3 separate regions of the Homo sapiens genome follow, and regions 2 and 3 are each linked to region 1. A link is a loop called in an ENCODE intact Hi-C map of the cell type or tissue named here. Cell type or tissue: B cell. All regions are shown on one strand. Each heading gives the region's core, and the rest is flanking DNA. Links, peaks and the distances in the headings are about the cores only.

What was found. A loop is a pair of places that touch in the nucleus more often than their neighbours do. Peaks named below come from ENCODE experiments on the same cell type or tissue, not always from the same donor. Only the 100,000 strongest peaks of a DNase experiment are listed, where the experiment ranks them.
Region 2: a loop joins it to region 1, with 13 times the contacts of the local background. A loop is called at or near these places in 7 of 110 quality-filtered maps.
Region 3: it touches region 1 in a loop (15-fold over the local background); 5 of 110 quality-filtered maps call a loop at or near these places.

The regions. Positions count from the first base shown.
Region 1 is chr1:153,668,139-153,674,967 of GRCh38, reverse strand. It overlaps ILF2 (interleukin enhancer binding factor 2), which reads left to right and starts at 3,975. Exons shown (of 14, transcript NM_004515.4): 1 at 3,975-4,050; 2 at 4,738-4,797; 3 at 5,090-5,132; 4 at 6,411-6,515. The coding sequence starts at 4,046. TRX-CAT1-1 (tRNA-iMet (anticodon CAT) 1-1) reads right to left here and starts at 3,718; the gene lies at 3,647-3,718. RefSeq lists enhancers at 2,706-2,755, 2,766-2,845, 3,396-3,535 and a silencer at 3,576-3,955. In B cell, for the core only: a CTCF peak has its summit at 3,769 (motif pointing left); a DNase peak (open chromatin) is centred at 3,817; H3K4me3 peaks cover 2,526 bases; H3K27ac peaks cover 1,868 bases.
Region 2 is chr1:153,788,323-153,795,151 of GRCh38, reverse strand. LOC124904424 (a long non-coding RNA gene) reads left to right here and starts at 4,494. Exons shown (of 2, transcript XR_007066632.1): 1 at 4,494-5,214; 2 at 5,370-6,113. LOC124904426 (a long non-coding RNA gene) reads right to left here and starts at 5,099. Exons shown (of 3, transcript XR_007066634.1): 1 at 5,014-5,099; 2 at 2,966-3,084; 3 at 1-4. It also overlaps the pseudogene LOC343052. RefSeq lists enhancers at 1,374-1,905, 1,906-2,439, 2,974-3,507. In B cell, for the core only: no CTCF peak of the experiment used is centred there; DNase peaks (open chromatin) are centred at 3,361, 3,861 and 5,231; H3K4me3 peaks cover 2,305 bases; H3K27ac peaks cover 2,850 bases.
Region 3 is chr1:153,594,939-153,601,767 of GRCh38, reverse strand. No RefSeq gene overlaps it. Among named protein-coding and RNA genes, the nearest start is that of S100A16, 15 kb to the left of the region's middle. In B cell, for the core only: no CTCF peak of the experiment used is centred there; a DNase peak (open chromatin) is centred at 2,717; H3K4me3 peaks cover 460 bases; H3K27ac peaks cover 2,892 bases.

The DNA of each region.
Region 1 (6,829 bases), core at 1,258-6,257:
TCACACCACTGCACTCCAGCCTGGGCAACAGAGCAAGACCCTGTCTCAAAAAAAACAATAAATAAATAAATAAATAAATAATAATAAAAGAACTAATAAGATAGTGAGGCCAGGCACAGTGGCTTACGCCTATAGTCCTAGCACGTTGGGAGGCCAAGGCAGGTGGATCACCTAAGGTCAGGAGTTCGAGACCAGCCTGGCCAACGTGGCAAAACCCCGTCTCTACTAAAAATACAAAAATTAGCCGGGCGTGGTGGCAGGTGCCTGTAATCCCAGCTACTTGGGAGGCGGAGGCAGAATTGCTTGAACACAGGAGGCGGAGGTTGCAATGAGCTGAGATCGTACCATTTCACTCCATTTCGAGCAAAACTTCATCTCAAAAAATAATAATAATTAAAAAAATAAGATAGTGAGAAATTATTGGTGTGACAGCATGAAAGTACAGGAAAGTAGAGAAGTAAGCCCAGCAGTAGGGCTGATTTTACCCTGGGGTCATTTGCTGATTTGGAATTAGTGGCAGAAAATAGGTTGTGTGGGGCCGGTGAAGTCCAGGCCGGGTGTGGTGGCTCACACCTGTAATCCCAGCACTTTAGGAGGCCAAGGCGGGAGGATGGCTTGAGCTTAGGAGTTTCAGACCAGCCTGGGCAACAGAGCGAGACCCCATTTCAATTTTTTTAAATTAAAAAAAAGAAAAAGGGCCAGGCACGGTCGCTCATGCCTGTAACCCCAGCACTTTGGGAGGCTGAGATGGATGGATCATGAGATCAGGAGTTCAAGTCCAGCCTGCACAAGATGGTGAGACCCCCCATCTCTACTAAAAATACAAACATTAGCCAGGCGTGGTGGTGCATGCCTGTAAGCCCAGCTACTCGGGAGGCTGAGGCAGGAGAATCACTTGAACCCAGGAGGCAGAGGTTGTAGTGAGCCGAGATTGCGCCACTGCACTCCAGCCTGGGCAATAGGGGGAAACTCACTCTCAAAAAAAAAAAAAAAAAAAGGAGTCCAAATGTCCCCAAAGGTGATAACCTTGGTAAACCACCTTCGTGTTTTGGGCTAGGATCTCAAAAGGCTGCACTCCTAGGGGCAACCTGGGAGTAGAATAAATAGAAAATCTAAGGTCCTGCTTGGTGCCTCACATCTGTAATCCCAGAACTTTGGGAGGCTGAGGTGAGGATCACTAGAGCCCAGGAGTTGGAGACCAGCTTAGGCAACATAGTGAGACCTTATCTCTACCAAAAATTAAAAAATTAGTTGGGTGTGGTGACATATGCCTATAGTCCGAGCTACTCTGGAGGTTGACACAGGAGGATCGCTTGAGCCCAAGAGGTTGAGGCTTCAGTGAGCTGTGTTTATGCCACTGAACTCCAGCCTGGGCAACAGGAGTGAGACCCTGTCTCAAAAATAATAATAATACAGACCCAAAATATTAAAAGACCAAAATTAAGAACCAAATGATAGATTTAATACTATGTTAGACTAAACTGAGGAGCAAGTAATAAATTGGAAGAAAGGACAGCAGAAACTACCTAAAATGAAGAATGGATAAAAAGGAATGAAAAGCATAAAAAGAGAGGGTAAAAGGCCTTTGCAGTGGCTCATGCCTGTAATCCCAGCACTTTGGGAGGCCGAGGTGGGTGGATCACCTGAGGTTGGGAGTTCGAAACTAGCTTGAGCAACATGGAGAAACCCTGTCTCTACTAAAAATACAAAATTATCCAGGCATGGTGGTGCATGCCTGTAATCCCAGCTACTCGGGAGGCTGAGGCAGGAGAATCACTTGGACCTGGGAGGCAGAGTTTGTGAGCCAAGATCACGCATTGCACTCCAGCCTGGGCAACAAGAGCGAAACTCTGTCTCAAAAAAAACAAAAACAAAAACAAAAACAAAAACAAAAACAAAAACAAAACAAAGACTAGCCTTGACAACATATAAAGTACCCCATCTCTACAAAAATAAATAAATAAGTAAGCCCGGGGCCAAAGGAGGTGGCTCACACCTGTAATCCCAGCACTTTAGGAGACAGAGGCAGGAGGATCACCTGAGGTCAGGAGTTTGAGACCAGTCTGGCCAACATGGTGAAACCCCATGTCTACTAAAAATACAAAAATTAGCTGGGCAGGGCCGGGCATGGTGGCTCACGTCTGTAATCCCAGCACTTTGGGAGGCCGAGGCGGGCAGATCACTAGATCAAGAGATGGTGACCATCCTCGCTAACACCGCGAAACCCCGTCTCTACTAAAAATACAAAAAAAAAAAAATTAGCTGGGCGTGGTGGCGGGCGCCTGTAGTCCCAGCTACTCGGGAGGCTGAGGCAGGAGAATCGCTTGAACCGGGGAGGCGGAGGTTGCAGTGAGCTGAAATAGCGCCACTGCACTGCAGCCTGGGAGACTCCATCTCAAAAAAAAAAATAAAATTAGCTCGGAGTGGTGTGGCCTGTGCCTTTGAGTAGTCCCAACTACTAGGGAGGCCGAAATGGGAGAGTCTCTTGAGGCCAGGAGGTTGAGGCTGCAGTGAGCTATGATGGTGCACCACTGCACTCCAGCCTGGGCAACAGAGTGAGACCCTGTGTCTAAATAAAATGAAATAATAGAAGAGAGGGTAAGAGACAAAGAGATTACTGGGGGAAAAGTCTAACCCGTCTTTATTTGGAGTTCAGGAACGAGGGAAATAATAGGTAAAACTAATACTTGAAGAGATAATAGCTGATAAATTTAATAAATGGACGACAAACCTGAAGCCATTGATTCAAGAAGCTCAACAAACCTCAAGTAAGATTTTTTTTTTTTTAAACGGAGTCTCCCTCTATCGCCCAGGCTGGGGTGCAGTGGCGCCATCTCAGCTCACTGCAACCTCCGCCTCCCGGATTCAAGAGATTCTCCTGCCTCAGCCTCCTGAGTAACTGGAATTACAGGCGCCCGCCAGCACGCCGGCTAATTTTTGTATTTTTAGTAGAGACGGAGTTTCACCATGTTGGCCAGGCTGATCTCGAACTCCTGACCTCGGGTGATCCACCCGTCTCGGCCTCCCACAGTGCTGGGTGGCCACAAGCCACCGCACTCGGTCCGCTTTTTGTTTGCTTGTTTTTTAAAAATTAATAATATTTATTTTAATCTGGATGGTGGTTACGTGGCCAGAATACGTTTAGACTTAAGATGTTTACGTTCTGCTGTAGTAAATTAAATATCGAAAAAGTACTTATGGAAGGGAGGTAGGTGAGGGATAAAAGTCTACAAGTTGGGTTCAGTGTATACTGCTCGGGTGATGAGTGCACCAAAATCTCACAAATCACCACTAAAGAATTTATGTAACCAAGCTGGGCGCTGTGGCTCACGCCGGTAATCCCAGCACTTTCGGAAGCTGAGGCGGGTGGATCACCTGTTTCCATGGACATGGAAAACCATGTTTTCCACACTAATTCAATCAATATACTCCTCTCCTATCTAAAACCTGTTTCTCCTGCTTCGAGTTTGTAGACGTGCAGTGTTCATAGTTGCCTAAACTCCCTTTTCCCCATCAACTTCAACTGCTAGTGGCAAAAATAGCTGATATTGGTTGCATTTTTGAGGTAGGAAAATTGGCAAGATATTTTCCTTCACTAAAGAAACGTAGATTACGTATGCCGTACAGGGCAATGAAAAAACTCCGATAGCAGAGGATGGTTTCGATCCATCGACCTCTGGGTTATGGGCCCAGCACGCTTCCGCTGCGCCACTCTGCTATCTAGAACTAAAATTTCTCATGATTGTTATAGAACACTACGTAGTCGTTGTCCTGACTTCTTTAGTGCCACCTAATGTCTGATCAAAAATTCGTCATTACTATAGAACCAGTTCTTATTGGCTAGTTCCTGACACAGTAGGCGTTTTTTATTGGTTCATAAGCCCGGTTTGACAAAGTAAGCCAATAGGCATAAGCGATGGGGTAAGGCGGGAGCCAATCGCACCGGGTTTTATTGGGACACGCCGGCAAGACGCCTCTTCAGTTGTCTGCTACTCAGAGGAAGGGGCGGTTGGTGCGGCCTCCATTGTTCGTGTTTTAAGGCGCCATGAGGTAAGTGGGTCGAAGCGGTCGAAAGGTTTCAGGTATTCGACGGAAAACTTTGTGAACGTGGGCCGAAAGAAGTCGGAGTATCAGAAAGGGCCATGTATCCGGGGGCTGGCCAAAAACCTGAGAACTCCTGGTCTAGGATAGTGGGAGAGATGGAGGCCGGTAGAGGCGGGGAAACTTGGGCCCGGGATGGGGTTCGGGCCCAGGAGTGGGGAGGGGGGTTCGACACCTTTGTCTCTGAAGGGTTGCGATGAGGGGGTGTCCTCAAGCCCCTGGAGGAGCTCCCCACCTTTCCCCCGCCCCCGTCATCCGGGCTGAGAATGCTGGAGCGAGCCGCATTCATCCTCAGTGCGAAGGCCTTGACATTAGGACACGCCCGATAAATGTGTACCTTAGTGAAGAAATGAGCAATCTTTAGCCTCCGAAGTATTAGGATTCGTGTGGCCCAGGATTATGGGTTATTAAGTGTAGGGCTCACTGAGCCCCATCATTACTTGATGGGGGTTGGATTAACTTAGAGGAGGTTATGGGGGTGTAACTGGGCACCATTTGGAATGGGGACAAGTGTAAGTGTGAGTGGGGTCTCTTGCCTACCGTTGGGAGGTTCCGAGGGATGAAAGTAGCCAACCTAAGATGATATGGCCGGTGGGTATTCCTTCAATGAGGTCAAAATAAAATCTGCATTTCTAGGGGTGACAGAGGCCGTGGTCGTGGTGGGCGCTTTGGTTCCAGAGGAGGCCCAGGAGGAGGGTGAGTACCAGCTTTTAGCATCTCTGCACTTGGTTGTTAGTTTCTGCTTGTCATCTAAATAGGAGTTTTAGAGTAGACTAATGTCACTTGGTTTTGCGAGAGCCAACTGTGGTCTTTTCCTGCACTCCTGTTAAATGAATTTGGCCCCACTATGCTAAGAATGATTCTTTCCCTCCCCGGAGACTTTGTCACTCATTCTGAGGACTGACATGTTTTCAAAATTGTTGGCGTGTTATTTACATCTCGCTTGATTCCTACCTAGGGAATAATTTGGCTGTTTTTCATGTTTTAGGTTCAGGCCCTTTGTACCACATATCCCATTTGACTTCTATTTGGTGAGTACCTTGGGTTAATGATACACATTTTCTGGTCACTGTTGAAATGGAGCCCAGTATCTCCCAGTTAATGAAGTTAGATGGTGGTTGAAGAGGGCAGACACAGTGCCTCACGCCTGTAATCTCAGCACTTTGGGAGGCCGAGGCAGATGGATTACCTGAAGGTCAGGAGTTTGAGACTAGCCTGGCCAATATGGTGAAACCCCGTCTCTACTAAAAATAAAAAAGTTGGCTGGGCATGTGTCTAATCCCAGCTACTTGGGAGGCTGAAGCAGGAGAATTGCTTGAACCCGGGACGCGGAGGTTGCAGTGAACCAAGATGGCACCACTACAAAAAAAAAAAGATGGTTGAAATAGGGAGGGAAAGTGATTTGTGAAAAGATTTGGGGTTTTGAGTCAACTGTGTGTTGCTTTACATACAGAAACAGTGTAAGCATGGTGGGGAGAATAATTCCTTGGCTACTGTTGGCATTAAACATGATTATAATCTTTGTTCTGAACAAGTAATTGTATTTATGGTATATCTGTTACTATAAAGATAGTGATAGCTTAAATTATGGCTATTCCAGCTTTTATCCTTGTTTGAACTTTTTATTTTTTTTGAGACAGTCTCACTCTGTCACCCAGGCTGGAGTGCAGTGGTGCAATCTTGGCTCACTGCACTGAACCTGGGAGGCAGAGGAATCAGGACCTCTGCCTCCAGGGTTCAAACGATTCTCCTGCCTCAGCCTCCTGAGTAGTTGGGATTACAGGCACCTGCCACCATGCCCAGCTAATTTTTGTATGTCTGTTTAGTAGAGACGGGGTTTCACCATGTTGCCCAGGCTGATCTTGAACTCCTGACCTCAAGTGATCTGCCCACCTCAGCCTCCCACGGTGCTGGGATTACAGGTGTGCGTGACCCACTGTGCCTGGCCTTTGAATAAATTTTTTTTTTTGAGGCAGGGTCTCACTCTGTTGCCCAGGCTGGAGTTGCAATGGCGCGATCTTGGCTCACTGCAACCTCGCTTCCTGTGTTCAAGGGATTCTCTCACCTCAGCCTCCCAAGTAGCTGGGATTACAGGTGTGAGCCACCACGCCCAGCTATCACCTCAGCCTCCCAAGTAGCTGGGATTACAGGTGTGAGCCACCACGCCCAGCTAATTGAACAAATTAAGCAGTAAAAACAAGTGTAGAATTTTCTGTTTTTAACCTTTTTCTGTCGTAGTAATAGAAAAAACAATCTCTCCTGTATATTATCTTCGGCAAATAGAATGTAGTTGTTTACTTCTGGTTTAGTGTGAAATGGCCTTTCCCCGGGTCAAGCCAGCACCTGATGAAACTTCCTTCAGTGAGGCCTTGCTGAAGAGGAATCAGGACCTGGCTCCCAATTCTGCTGAACAGGTATGTTCTTTTGGCTGTCTTCCAGAAATGTCTCTAAAGCAGTTAAAAGTATTGGTAAAGAGTAACTGTTGGTAAGGTTAAGAATGGTGTTAACAGAGCCTGAAATCCACAAAGGGTTTAATTGTTCTCCTTATTTCTCATTGTGGGTGGAGATAGCCAGGTGGATATATAAACAAATTACATATGCATTCTTATTTTTACTGGGGACAAAGAGTTGTTCTCTTCCCATATATTCAAGGCCAGAATGAAGTGTTTTTAAAGCCCTATGTCAGTATTGAGTCAGCTTGTATGGAAGGGATTAGGAGAAAATATTC
Region 2 (6,829 bases), core at 856-5,855, 120 kb before region 1:
GGCCCTGGCAACGGGGAGGGGGCGGGGTGGGCACAATGGTGAGGTCAGGGGCTGAGGCGTGAGCATTGTGCTCCCCAGGGGACAATGGGATCGCCCCCTCCCTCCCCCACCGGCCCATCTGCCTGTCTGCCTGCAGGGTCAGCTTCCCAGGACTCCTGGCTCTCCCCCTTCCCCCTCCCGCCACCAGGACCCTGGCCTCTGAATAGGGAAGGAACACACTTACACTCACACACACTCATTCACGGACACACACACACTTGGATTAAAAATCACAACCTCACTGGCCACCAGGTCTTCTAGACACAGACAGATTCCATCCCAGATGCACACTCAAGGAGGCCCCAAACACAGGTCACACATAGATGTCCCTACAGACTCAAAGTCACAAATACATAAGCACAGGGCCACAGACACTAACAGCACAGGCCCAGAAATGCATGAGCAGAGCTGTGAACCCACAGCCTCCCTTCCCACACACCCCCATAAATACAATAACTCAGCCTGTAAGGCTGAGCCAGGACCCCCAGCAGATGGGGTGGATAGGCGGGCAGACAGAGCCTCCGAGGGGCACATGGGCAGGGGGCTCAGCCAGCCTTGGTTGGCTCAGGGACATCTGTGGGTAAGCCTCTGGGGCCCTGCCTCTGCATGCCCCGCAGTCTGCTCAGCCACTTGCCTCACGTGGCCCCCAGGTCCCCTTCTAGCCACTGTGCCCCAAAGCCTGGGCTCCTAGAGCACCCCCCACAGCTCTCCCGCAGCCCTGCCTGCCCCTCCTGCTCACCCCTCTCCTCTGCTGTCCTCAGGGTTTCTCCATCTCCACTCCGGCCACCTCCATCCCTCTGCTTCCCCAACCTTGCCCCGCAACTCTCCCACCCCTATGCCTGCCTCTTTTTCTTCCCCGTCCCTCTGCCCTGGCTTTCCCTATGGCCCCCATGGCTCAGCCTCTTACCCCAGCCTGGGAGCAGCAGCAGCAGCAGCCCCATGTCCCTGCCAGGCACGGCCCCTCAGCCTGGGCAACTTCTCCAGCAGCCCCAGTCTCCTGCCTTCAGCCTGGGGGCCCTTGGGCTGTGGGCATTCTCCACCCCGCACTTTGGCGCACAATGTGGGGGCCCTGGTCTTGCTTTGGGGAGCCCAGGTTCTGGGGTGCCAAGCTCTGGGGTCGAGACTGAAGGCTACTGTCCTTGCCTTCGTGTTCCTGGAGCTGGGTCTCTCTCTGCTTTCAGCCTGAGCCCCCTCCCCACTCCTATCCCCACTGTCCCCTCCTCCCAGGGCCAGGACCCAGACACCGAGACAATTGGGGCGGGGAAAGGGGGCGAGGGCCAATGAGAGCGGGGCAAAGTTGGGGGGTCAGACCCGCCCCTTTCTCAGCTTCCAGAAATCTCTCCCAGCCCATTACCCACCCCTTACTCCCTCTCAAACTTTGACTGAATGAGAGTGAAGTTCTAGGAGGAGTTGGGGCATCTGGTCCCCCAAGCCCATCCCTGGGGATCCATGTCCTGGACAGGGGTGGCTTGAAGTCTAATTTGGGGGTCCTGGGGAGGGGTGCAGAGCCCCCACTCTCCTAGTAGAGTCACCGTCCCAGGTGCTGAGCCTGGGCCTGAAGTGGGGGACCTCATCCCATTAGTTCAGTCCCAGCCCAGCAGCCCCAGCACCATTCATAGTGTCAATTTCCAAAGCTGTTTTCTCTATTCTTATTGGGACAATGGATTGGGGCCACCAGGGGCCGGGAGGCTGCCAGCCAGTGGGAGGTGGAGGACCAGCCCCATCCTAAAGAGAAGAAAGAAACCCAGGCCTCCCGCCCCTTGCCAGGCTGACCACTTAAAACATGCAAAAAGAGGGACTACCCTTCCACCAAAGGAGACTGGGACTCAGGCAAGAGCTGACTTTGAGACTTGCTATTTCTGGAGGATACCCTCCCCTAAACGCCACCCTCCTGAAAAAGAGCATAGCTTAGGAAAGATGACAGGGGTACCAGGGATGTATGGGAGTATCTGTGAGAGACAATAAGGGGGAAGGCTGGGCTGGGGGAGTCTCGTGTGGCAGAGAATGAGGCCCCATCACCCAGCTTCCAACCCTAGGAGCTCCAGCCTGTCTGGCCCCTGACTCAGTCTCCCCCTGAATCCCGGTCCCCTTGCCCACTCCTGTCAGCCTCTGCATCTGGCCTTGCCCTGCCCACTTGAGGCTGCCCCTTGCCTCTTCAGCACAAACTCTCACCCTCAGTCTTCGCCCCCGCTTGCTCAGCTGCCTCTCCGGCTTGTCCCACCTTGCTCACAGGCTTCAGAATCAACTCAGGCCATTGTCCCTCCCAACTCAGCCTCCTCCTCTCAGACAGCAGTCCTTGGTGTCTGTGTCCCAGGACGGGGCTACCCCTAGCAGAGACCTCCATGGGACAGGAGAGCGAGCAGCCTCCCCTCGGGGCCTCCTCGTCCCAGCCCTGCATCTCTCTGTCCCGGAGCCTCCTATGAGGGTTCCCGCTGCTTCCCCAGAGGGGCCTCCTGAGTCATGGCGGTGGCCTGGGTAGGGAAAGGCGCATAGGCCCTGGGGTCAGATGTGGAACAAATCACTAGCTGCGTGTCCTTGCATAGGCAAATTTACCTTTCTTTTTTTCTTTTTCTTTTCTTTTTTTTTTTTTTTTTTGAGACAGAGTCTCACACTGTTGCCCGGGATGGAGTGCAGTGGCGTGATCTCAGCTCACTGCAACCTCCGCCTCTGGGTGCAAGTGATTCTCCTGTCTCAGTCCCCCGAGTAGCTGGGATTACAGGTGCCCGCCACCATGCCCGGCTAATGTTTTGTATTTTTATTAGAGGCGGGATTTCTCCATGTTGGCCAGGCTGTTCTTAAACTCCTGACTTCAGGTGATCCGCCCACCTTGGCCTCCCAAAGTGCTGGGATTACAGGCATGAGCCACCACGCCCGGCTGGATTAGTGACCTTATAAGAGAAGGAGAGATCTCTCCACGTGCACATACCAAGGAAAGGCGCGTGGTGACTCCACGGGAACTCAGGCCTCTGCAAGCCAGGGAGGGGCCCAATCGCCGGGAACGGGATTGGCCAGCACCTTCAAGCTTGGACTTTCCAGCCTCCAGTACTGTGAGAAATAAAGTCCTGTTGTTTAAGCCATGTAGTGTCTGGTGTTGTGGCAGCCCGAGCTGACTCAGACGCCCCATCTCCCGGCCAGCTTCCCCTGCTGCTGTCAGAACTGCCCACTCTCCAACAGCTACTGAGAAGATGCATCACTGACTGCGCCACTTGCCTGTCACCTCCAAATCCACACTCCAGCATGGCTCGCAGGACAAAGAATGACCCATACAGGAGACCTGGTCCAAGGCCTGTCACTAAACAGCCATCCCATCTTAGCCTAGTGATCCTCGCCTCTCTGCCATCTGCTCACCTGTAAGAGGGGAGAAGGTCAAGGCCTGCCTTTCACAGTTGCAAGGACGAAGTGAAATGTGGTGCTAAGGGCCAAGCACTTCCTCTTTTTTTAGAAGAGATAAATTTATTTTTTGAGACAGGGTCTTACTCTGCTGCCCAAGCTGGAGTGCAGTGGCAAGATCACAGCTCACTGCAATCTCCACCTCCTGGGCTCAAGTGATTCTCCCACCTCAGCCTCCCGAGTAGCTGGGACTGCAGGTGTGTGTTACCATGCCAGGCTATTTTAAAAAATTTTTCGTAGGTATGTAGAGATAGGGTCTCACTATGTTGCCCAGGCTGGTCTTGAACTCCCGGACTCAAGCGATCTCCCCACTTCAGCCTCCCAAAGTGCTGGGATTATAGGCGTGAGCTGCCGTGCCTGGCCCACTTCCTCTTTTTTCTAGGAACAGCTTTACTGAGATATAATTTACATAGCAGAAATTTCACCCATCACCCATTTAAGGAATTCAGTGGCTTTCTGTATATTTTCAGAGTTGCACAACCATTACCACAATCTATTTTAAAACATTTCATCACCCCGAAAAGAAACTTAGTACCTACTAACATTCACTCCCCATCTGCCCTCTCTCAGCCCCTGCCAATCACCATTCTACTTTCTGTTTCTATGAATATGGCTACTCTGGGTACCTCATATACAGTGGAATCATATGATATTTGTCCTTTCGTGTCTGGCTTATTTCACTTAGCGTAATGTCTTCAAGTTTCATCCATCTTGTAGCCTGTCTCAGCACTTCATTCTTTTTAATCCCTGAATAAGATTCCATTGCATGGATAGACTACATTTTGTTTATCTGCTCATCAGGAGACTGACATTTGGGTTGTTTCCACTTTTTGGCTATTATGAGCAATGCTGCTACAAACATCCGTGGAAATGTTTTTGTGTGGACGGACATCTTCTGTTCTCCTGGGCATGCGCCTAGGAATGGAGTTGCTGGGTCACATGGTAACAGTATTTTGAGGAACCGCCAAACTGTCTTCCACAGTGACTGCAGCATTTTACATTCCAAGCACTTCTTTTTATAACACTCAGGATAGGAGTTAACTTTTATTGGTCCCAGGCCCCCTTGAGAATTTGATTAAAGCCTCCCTCCTGCCACCAAGGGGATAGACCCACACTCCCTGGAACGCTGGCAAACGCCGTCCTGACGCAGGCTAGGAAGCTCCATCCCAGGGATGGAGCCCGGAATAGCCTTGGAGCTCAGGAAACGCCGCCAACATGGACTTGCTGAGAGCTGCCCTCCTTCCCTCCCTCTCCAACAATTGCCTATTGGCTCAACCCCGAACAGTCCTCTGGCGTCATCTGAGTTTTCACAGCTGCCCAGGCTTTCCTGGAATAACGTCCCTGGAAAGTCTCAGCTGGCAAACAGAATCCCCCGAAAAGTCCCCAAGCACGCCCAGGACACTGTCTCCTTTCTCAGCCACCTCCTCTCTCCTGTCAGCCTGGTCCTCTGCCTCTCTCCGAGCCTTTTTCTCCCTCTTCCCTTCTCTGTCCATCTCCATTGGCCTTCCCATCTGTGGTCGGCAGAATAGGGCCCTGGAGAGATCCAAGTCGTCATCCCCGGAACCTATGAATGTGCTAAGTTACCTGGCGGGGAGGAATTAAGGTTGCTACAGCTGATCTTAAAGAGGTGCTCCGGGATTATACAGGTGGGCCCAATGTCATCATGAGGGTCCTTAAAAGCGGAAGAGGAAGGTGGAGAGGAGAGAGAGATGGAGAGCCAGAGACGCGATGTGCAGGAGGAAGGGGCCACAGCCAAGGATGCCCGGCCTCTAGAAACCGGAAAAGGTGAGGAAGCGCGTGCTCCCCTAGAGCCTCCAGAAGGAAACGTAGCCTTCCAACGCTAATTTTAGGCCAGAAAGCCCTGTCAGGCGTCTGACTGTAAAGCTATCAGATCAGACATTCATGTTTGAAGCCCTTATGTCTATGGTAATCTGTTACAGCCCCCGCAGGAAACGCACGACTCCTGTGGGCTCCGTCTCTGATGTTCAATCCAGGGCGCTGCATTTCACACCGGCTTTCATGCGTGTCTACCCCAGAGCGAGCTCCAGGAGGGCGGGGACTTTGTGGTGCTCCCAGCTGTGTGCCCAGAGCAGAGTCTGGCACAGGATGGGCTCTCAGTTAATGTTTGTTAAGGGGAGGAGGTGCCGGGCTTGGTGGCTCGCGCCTGTAATCCCAGCACCTGATCACTTGAGGTCAGCCTGGGCAACAGGGCAAAACCCCATCTCTACAAAAAATTAGCCGGGCACCTGTAGTTCCAGCTACTCGGGAGGCTGCGACAGGAGGTTCATTTGAGCCTGGGACGCAGAGGTTGCAGTGAGCCAAGAAAGCGCCCTGCACTCCAGCCTGGGTGACAGAGTGAGGACCTTGTCTCAATAAAGAAAAAAAAAAATTACAAACGTTTTCTTCATAACCACAATGCCATTATCATATATGACAAAATTCTTTAATTATTCCTTAATATCATCTAATACCTAGTCCTTAACCAAATATCCCTGATTGTCTGAAAAATGTCTTTCTACTGTTTTTCTGTTTTGAATCAAGAACAAGGTTTATACGCTGCATTTGATTATTGTGTCTCTTAATGATCTTATCAAAGGCAAACACCCCCAACCCTCACCCTTATATGTCATTGAATTGTTGAAGAGACTGGGTAAATTTTCCAGTAAAATTTTGCATGTTCTGGATCTGTCTGATTTTTGTGTGTGTGTGTGCTATTGAATACGTTCCTCTATAAATGGATGTTGGCTCAGAGGCTTGGTTTATTCAGGTTCCACTTTTAGGCAAGAAGACTTTATTGTTGGTATTTTATGCTGCACACTGCATTCAGGAGATGCACAATATCTGGTTGTCTTACTGTTAGTGATTCTAAAATTGATTAGGGGCTACAGGTGCTGATAACCTGATCTCTCCAAGATTCCTTGTCAATCTTTTCTTTTTTTAATTTTTTTCTTCGAGATGGAGTTTCACTCTTCTTGCCGAGGCTGGAGTGCAATGGTGCGATCTCAACTCACTGCAACCCCGGCCTCCTGGGTTCAAGTGATTCTCCTGCCTCAGCCTCCTGATTACAGGCGCATACCACCACGCCCAGCTAATTTTGTATTTTTAGTAGAGACGGGGTTTCACCGTGTTGGCCAGGCTGGTCTCAAACTCCTGACCTCAGGTGATCCGCCTGCCTTGGCCTTCCAAAGTGCTGGGATCACAGGCGTGAGCCACCATGTCTGGCCCCTCATCAACCTTTTCTTTCTTTCTTTCTTTCCTTTTTTTTTAAGAGATGAGGTCTCCCTGTGTTGCCCAGGCTGGAGTGCAGTGGCTATTCACAGGCACAATCATAGTTCTCTGCAGCTTCAAACCCCTGGGCTCAAATGTTCTCCCTCTGTAGCCTTCCAAGTGGCTGGGACTA
Region 3 (6,829 bases), core at 679-5,678, 73 kb after region 1:
CACACCATTCTCCTGCCTCAGCCTCCCGAGTAGCTGGGACTACAGGCGCCTGCCACCAAGCCCGGCTAATTTTTTTGTATTTTTTTTTTTTAGTAGAGACGGGGTTTCACCGTGTTAGCCAGGATGGTCTCGATCTCCTGACCTCGTGATCCATCTGCCTCGGCCTCCAAAAGCGCCGGGATTACAGGCATGAGCCACCATGCCAGGCCTTTCTCAAGATACTTTATAATTTCCCTTGTGGTTTCTTCTTTGACCCACTGGTTGTTCAAAAGTGTGTTGTGCAATTTCCACATATTTGTGAGTTTTCTAGTTTTCCTACTGCTATTGATTTCTAGTGTGATTTCATTGTGATCATAAAAAATATTTGGCATGATTTCAATCTTCTCAAATTTGTTAAGGTTTTCTGTGTGACCTAACATGTGCTCTCTCCTGGAAAATATTCAGTGTGTGTTTAGGAAGAATGTGTATTCGGATGCTATCAGGTGGAGTATTCTTTTTTTTTCTTTTTTTCTTTTTTTTGAGATGGAGACTCGCTCTGTTACCCAGGCTTGGAGTGCAGTGGTGCGATCTCGGCTCACTGCAACCTCCGCCTCCTGGGTTCACGCCATTTTCCTGCCTCAGCCTCCTGAGTAGCACCCGCCACCATGCCCGGCTAATTTTTTTGTATTTTTCTTAGTAGAGATAGGGTTTCACCATGTTAGCCAGGATGGTCTTGATCTCCTGAGCTCATGATCCACCCGCCTCGGCCTCCCAGAGTGTTGGCATTACAGGCGTGAACCATCACGCCCGGCCATCAGGTGGAGTATTCTATATATACTCTTAGGGACAATTGGTCTATAATGTTGTTTAGGTTCTCTGTTTCCTTATTGATCTCCTGTATGGTTGTTCTATCATACATACATATTTTAAATGGATGATGGAGGCCGGGTGCAGTGGCTCATGCTTGTAATCCCAGCACTTTGGGAAGTTGAGGTGGGCAGATCACCTGAGGTCAGGAGTTCGAGACCAGACTGGCCAGCATGTTGAAACCCCGTCTCTGCTAAAAAATACAAATATTAGCTGGATGTGGTGGCACATGCCTGTAATTCCAGCTACTCAGGAGGCTGAGACATGAGAATCACTTGAACCTGGAAGGCAGAGGTTGTAGTGAGCCGAGATCATGCCACTGCACTCCAGCCTGGGCAAAAGAGTGAGACTGTGTCTCAAAAAATAAATGAATAATTAAATAAATAAATGGATGGTGGAGGGTATCAAGTCATTGTAATATTTAGATTTATTTATTTATTTATTTATTTATTTTTTGAGGCAGAGTCTCACTCTGTCGCCAGGCTGGAGTGCAGTGGCACGGTCTCGGCTCACTGCATCCTCCGCCTCCTGGGTTCAAGCAGTTCTCTGCCCCAGCCTCCCAAGTAGCTGGGATTACAGGCATCCGCCACCACACCCAGCTAATTTTTTGTATTTTTAGTAGAGATGGGGTTTCACCGTATTAGCCAGGATGGTCTCGATCTCCTGACCTCGTGATCTGCCCACCTCGGCCTCGCAAAGTGCTGGGATTACAGGTGTGAGCCACCGCGTCCGGCCTGATATTTAGATTTAATTGAACATATATTTAGAACAGAATCTTAGCAGTTATATTCTAAAACGTTGCAATATGTAAAACACTTCAGAAACTGCACACTTGGCAATGATTTAAGCATGATGAAAAATCTTAGCTGTCAACCTGAAAAATGTGCAAGCCAGTACATAGTTTACGAAATTCCTTTAGGGCTCAAGAAAAGAACAATTCCTTTAGGGAGCACAGAAACAAACCTTGTGAAGACAGACTACTGCTTTAGGGAACAGCAGGGTCACCAGCAATGCAGAGTAGGTGCTACCTAGGAAGGCTTCCTAGAGGAGGCATGAGCTGGGCTGGAACAGAAGGCAGGAGAGGGGCAGGCCTGGAGGGGGTGAGGAGGAAAAAGGCAAAGAGCCTTCTAGAAGACAGAGCAAAGATGATGGTGCCAAGGCCTTGTGGTGGTGAAGGAGGTGGCTCCTCGAAGCCCAGGGGATGGGGGATCTCCTGGAAAATCCTGGAGGCAATTCAGGATAGAGCTGCCCTTCCTGCCTCCTCTCTCATTTTCCAGTCCTCAATACTGTGCCTGTTCCCTCTCACCCCACTCAGCATTCCCATCTTTCCTTCCAAAGGGAGAAGGGGCCAGATGTGGTTGCTCACGCCTGTAATTCCAGCACTTTGGGAGGCCGACGCAGGCAGATTGCAGGCAGATTGTCAGGAGTTCAAGATCAGTCTGGCCAAGATGTTGAAACCCCGTCTCTAATAAAAATACAAAAAATTAGCTGGGCGTGGTGGTGCACACCTGTAGTCCTAGCTACTCAGGAGGCCAAGACAGGAGAATCGCTTGAACCTGGGAGTTGGAGGTTGCAGTGAACCAAGATTGCACCACTGCACTCCAGCCTGGGTGACAGAGCGAGACTCTGTCTCAAAATAAATAAATAAATAAATAATAAATAAATAAAAGGAGTTGGAAACTGGTGAGAGAGGGCAATATTATCTCTGCATCAGAGACAAGAGAGAGACTCTCTTAGGAGGGGTGAGGGAACAGCTGCAGGCTGTTTGGGCCAGCCCCATCTCTGTCCCCAGGACCACTTCTGCTTTCTTGAGAGAAGATGGGCTTTGCTCCCCTCACTGCCCGCAGTACTTGGATGAAACCAGCCCTTCCACCCTACCAAGACTGTAGGACAGCTGGCAGGAAATGAGTATGTGTGTGATGCTAATTAGAAGCCTGTTGCTAGGGGGTTTAAGGGCTCTGGGGAGGAAGCCGAACTTCAGAGGAGGTCAGAGGACTGTAACAGCAGGCAGAGCTTTGGCTTCAGAGCCTGGAGCCACAGAGATCCCAAAGGAGAAAAAGCAGCCACTGGAGGGTCAGTGGGCTCAGCCTGTGGCCTCCCTCAGGACTGCTGGGGCAAGAGAAGGGCATGCCTCCCTTACCCAGGAGCTGTGAACCAGGTGCCTCCCTGAGCATATCAGGAGAGAGAAGAACCAGAAGCAGGTCTCTGTGGGGCCTCACAGTGGAGCAGAGAAGGCCTTTCCTCCGTCTGGGGTCCAGCGCTGGCCTGGCCCAGTGTCTGACCCTCTTGGGACTGAAGTGGTGGGTGCCCAATAAGTTGTGCCTGTCAAACCCATCTATAGCAGACCTGTCATTGTTTTTTATTTTTGAGACAGAGTCTTGCTCTGTTGCCCAGGCTGGAGTAGGGGTGTGATTACGGCTCACTGCAGCCTCGACCTCCCCAGTTCAAGCAATCCTCCTACCTCAGCCTCCTGAATGGCTAGGACTACAGGTGCAGGGTCACCATGCCTGGCTAATTTTCAAAAGTTTTCTGTAGAGATGATGTCTCTTTATGTTGGCCAGGCTGGTCTTGAACTCCTGGGCTCAAGTGATCTTCCCACCTTGGCCTCCCGAAGTGCTGGGATTATAGGTGTGAGCTACCGCACCTGGCCTCAGATCTATCATTCTTTAGGGTGAGAGCCTAGCTCATTTTGTCACATAGGGTAAGAAACCTGAAACTATCTGTGTCAACTTTTGTATTTTCTGTAAATTTGGTTTTATTTTACATTTAGATTCCTAGTAAAGTCCCTTTTGAAAAACTAAACATACTTTCTTTGTCCAGTGTTAAAAGTGTTGTTTTTCGCTCGGCATGGTGGCTCACACTTGTGAGCTCCCATCCCAGCACTTTGGGAGGCTGAGGAGGGAGGTTTGTTTGAGCCCAGGAGTTCCAGACCAGCCTGAAAAACACAGTGAGACTACACACACACACACACACACACACACACACAAACACACACACACACAAAAGTGGATTTCTTTCTTTTCTTTTTTTTTAGAGACAAGGTCTCACTCTGTCACCCAGGCTGCAGTGCAGTGGCATGATCCTAGCTCACCGCAGCTTCAAACTCCCTGGTTCAAACGATCCTCCTGCTTCAGCCTCCCAAAGTGCTGGGATTACAGGTGTGAGCCACTGCACCTGGCAAAAGTTTTTTTGAGACAGAGTCTCTCTCTATGGCTCAGGCTGGAGTGCAGTGGTGCAATCTTGGCTCACTGCCATCTACGCCTCCTGGGTTCAAGCAATTCTCCTGCCTCAGCCTCCAGAGTAGCTGGGATTACAGGCACCTGCCACCATGCCCGGCTGATTTTTTTGTATTTTTAGTAGAGATGGGATTTTACCATTATTGGTCAGGCTGGTCTCAAACTCCTGACTTTGTGAGCTGCCCGCCTCGGCCTCCCAAAGTGCTAGGATTACAGATGTGAGCCACCACGCCCGCCTGGCAAAAGTTTTAATGAGCACTTTCACATTCAAGGTTTTTTTGTTCCTCTTAACAACTGCAGTGAGATAAGTATCATGACCCACATTTTACACATGAAGATGTCAAGGTTCAGAGAGGTGATGTGACTCAGCCAAGGACTCACTGTTGATGATCAGGAGACTTGTGACTCAGACCCCATCTTTTACTAACTCTGTGTGGACTGCCCAAAGGGCAGAGGTTCTTGTCCGGTTTTGGCCCCAATAATTATGGAGGACTAAGAGTGTCCCTCAGAGGCCCTGTATAGTGGCTGTGTTGTTTCTGCTGCAGACTCATTTATTCATTCAGTAAGAATAAAGTACCTTAAGGCCAGGCGTGGTGGCTCACACTTGTAATCCCAGCACTTTGGGAGGCAGAGGTGGGCAAACCATGAGGGCAGGAGTTTGAGACCAGCCTGGCCAATGTGAAGAAATGCCGTCTCTACTAAAAAAAACCAAAAAACAAAAAAAACCCCCAAAAATTAGCCGGGCGTGGTGGTGCACGCCTGTAATCCCAGCTACTTGGGAGGCTGAGGTGGGAGAATCATTTGAACCCAGGAGGCGGAGGCTGCAGTGAGCCAAGATCGCCCCACCGCACTCCAGCCTGGGCGACAGAGCGAGACTCCATCTCAAAAAAACAAAAAAACGAAACAAAAAGAATAACGTACCTTGTACATGCCAGACACAGTAGATGCTATAGCAAAAAGAGTAGAAACAGACATGCTTTCTGATTTTATGGGGCTTACAAGTTGGAGGAAGAGTCAGCAGACAGCCACATGGTCACATAAACAAGTGGATAATTACAAATTGAGATAACTTCTAAAGGATCACATTTGTAGGAATTTTTAACAAAGAAACTTGACTTAGCGTTTGTGTGGGAAGATCCTTGTGGAAGGGACACTTGAGCTGAGATCTGAAAGATAAGCGTAAGTTATCCATGCAAAGGGAGCAGGTGAGAGTGGAGTTGAGGAGGAAAAGGACTTTCCAGATAGAGGGTCCATCATGGGCAAAGGCCCTATGGCAGGAGGGAGCATGATGAGTTTGTAACTGAGAGAGAGCAGGCATGGCTGAAGCTCAAGAGCAAGGAGGAGAGAGGTACCAGGCAAGGATGGAGAAGTAGGCAAGGCTGGAGAAGTAGGCAAGGCCTTGGGGGACACAAAAACCAAGGAATGGTTTTTCTAGTGATGTGAGAATGTGTGTGTGTGTGTGTGTGTGCTTGTGCATGTGACATAGATTTGCCTTTTGGAAAATTACACTCAGTCTGCAATACGGAAAAGATCAAGAGGGGCAGAACAGATTCAGGAGGATCAGCTAGGAGGCAAAAAATAACACCTAATATTTGTTGAGTACTTACTTTATACCAAGTGCTATTCTGAGTATTTTGCATGTATTAACTCCCTAATCCTTATGAGCTTATGAAGTAAGGACTTCCATTATTTTCATTTTACAGATGAGGAAACCAAGGTGCAGAAAAGTTACATAAGTTGCTGCAGATCATAGAACTGATAAGTGGTGGAACCCGGACGCTCTGATTTCAGAGCTTCTGTTCTTAACTGTGATTGTCTCCTGAGCACTAGGGTGGTGACAGTGAGGACTCATGTATCATGCATTCAATCAACATATACTTATGCAGTGGTCACTATGTGCCAGGCACTGTTCTATTTTTTATTTTTTGTTTTATGAGGCAGATTCTCACTCTGTTGCCCAGGCTGGAGTGCAGTGGCGTGATCTTGGCTCACTGCAACCTCTGCCTCCTGGGTTCAAGCGATTCTCCTGCCTCAGCCTCCGGAGTAGCTGAGATTACAGGCACCTGCCACCATGCTCGGCTAATTTTTACATTTTTAGTAGAGACGGTGTTTCGCCGTGTTGACCGGGCTGGTCTTGAACATCTGATCTCAGATGATCCACCCACCTTGGCCTCCCAAAGTGCTGGGATTACAGTTGTGAGCCACCATGCCCAGCTTTTTTTTTTTTTTTTTTTAAGACAGAGTCTTTCTTTGTAAACCAGGCTGTAGTACAGTGGCCCAATTACAGCTCACTGAGGTCTCAACTTCTCAGATTCAGGTGATCCTCCCACCTCAGCCTCCTGAGTAGCTGGGACTACAGGCGTGCTGCCACCACACCCGGCTAATTTTTATTTTTTACTATTTTTTTGTAGAGACAGGGTTTTGCCATGTTTCCCAGGCTGGTCTTGAACTCCTGGGCTCAAGTGATCTGCCCATCTCGGTCTCCCAAAGTGCTGGGACTACAGGCATGGGCCACCACTCCCAGCCTCAGGCACTGTTCTGTCTCTGCCGTCACAGAACTCAGTCCACTCGGGTGGAGATATACAATCAGTAAGCAGACAAGAAAATCATATGGCATATGGAGAAAAACAAAGCAAGAAAGAGGACAGTGAGTCCTGAGGAATGGGGCTGGTGGAGAGATGTAACAATGGGATGGATTTGGGAGAAATGTAAGGGGTAAAAAAGTCAGGCCTTGCTTATGAACTGAA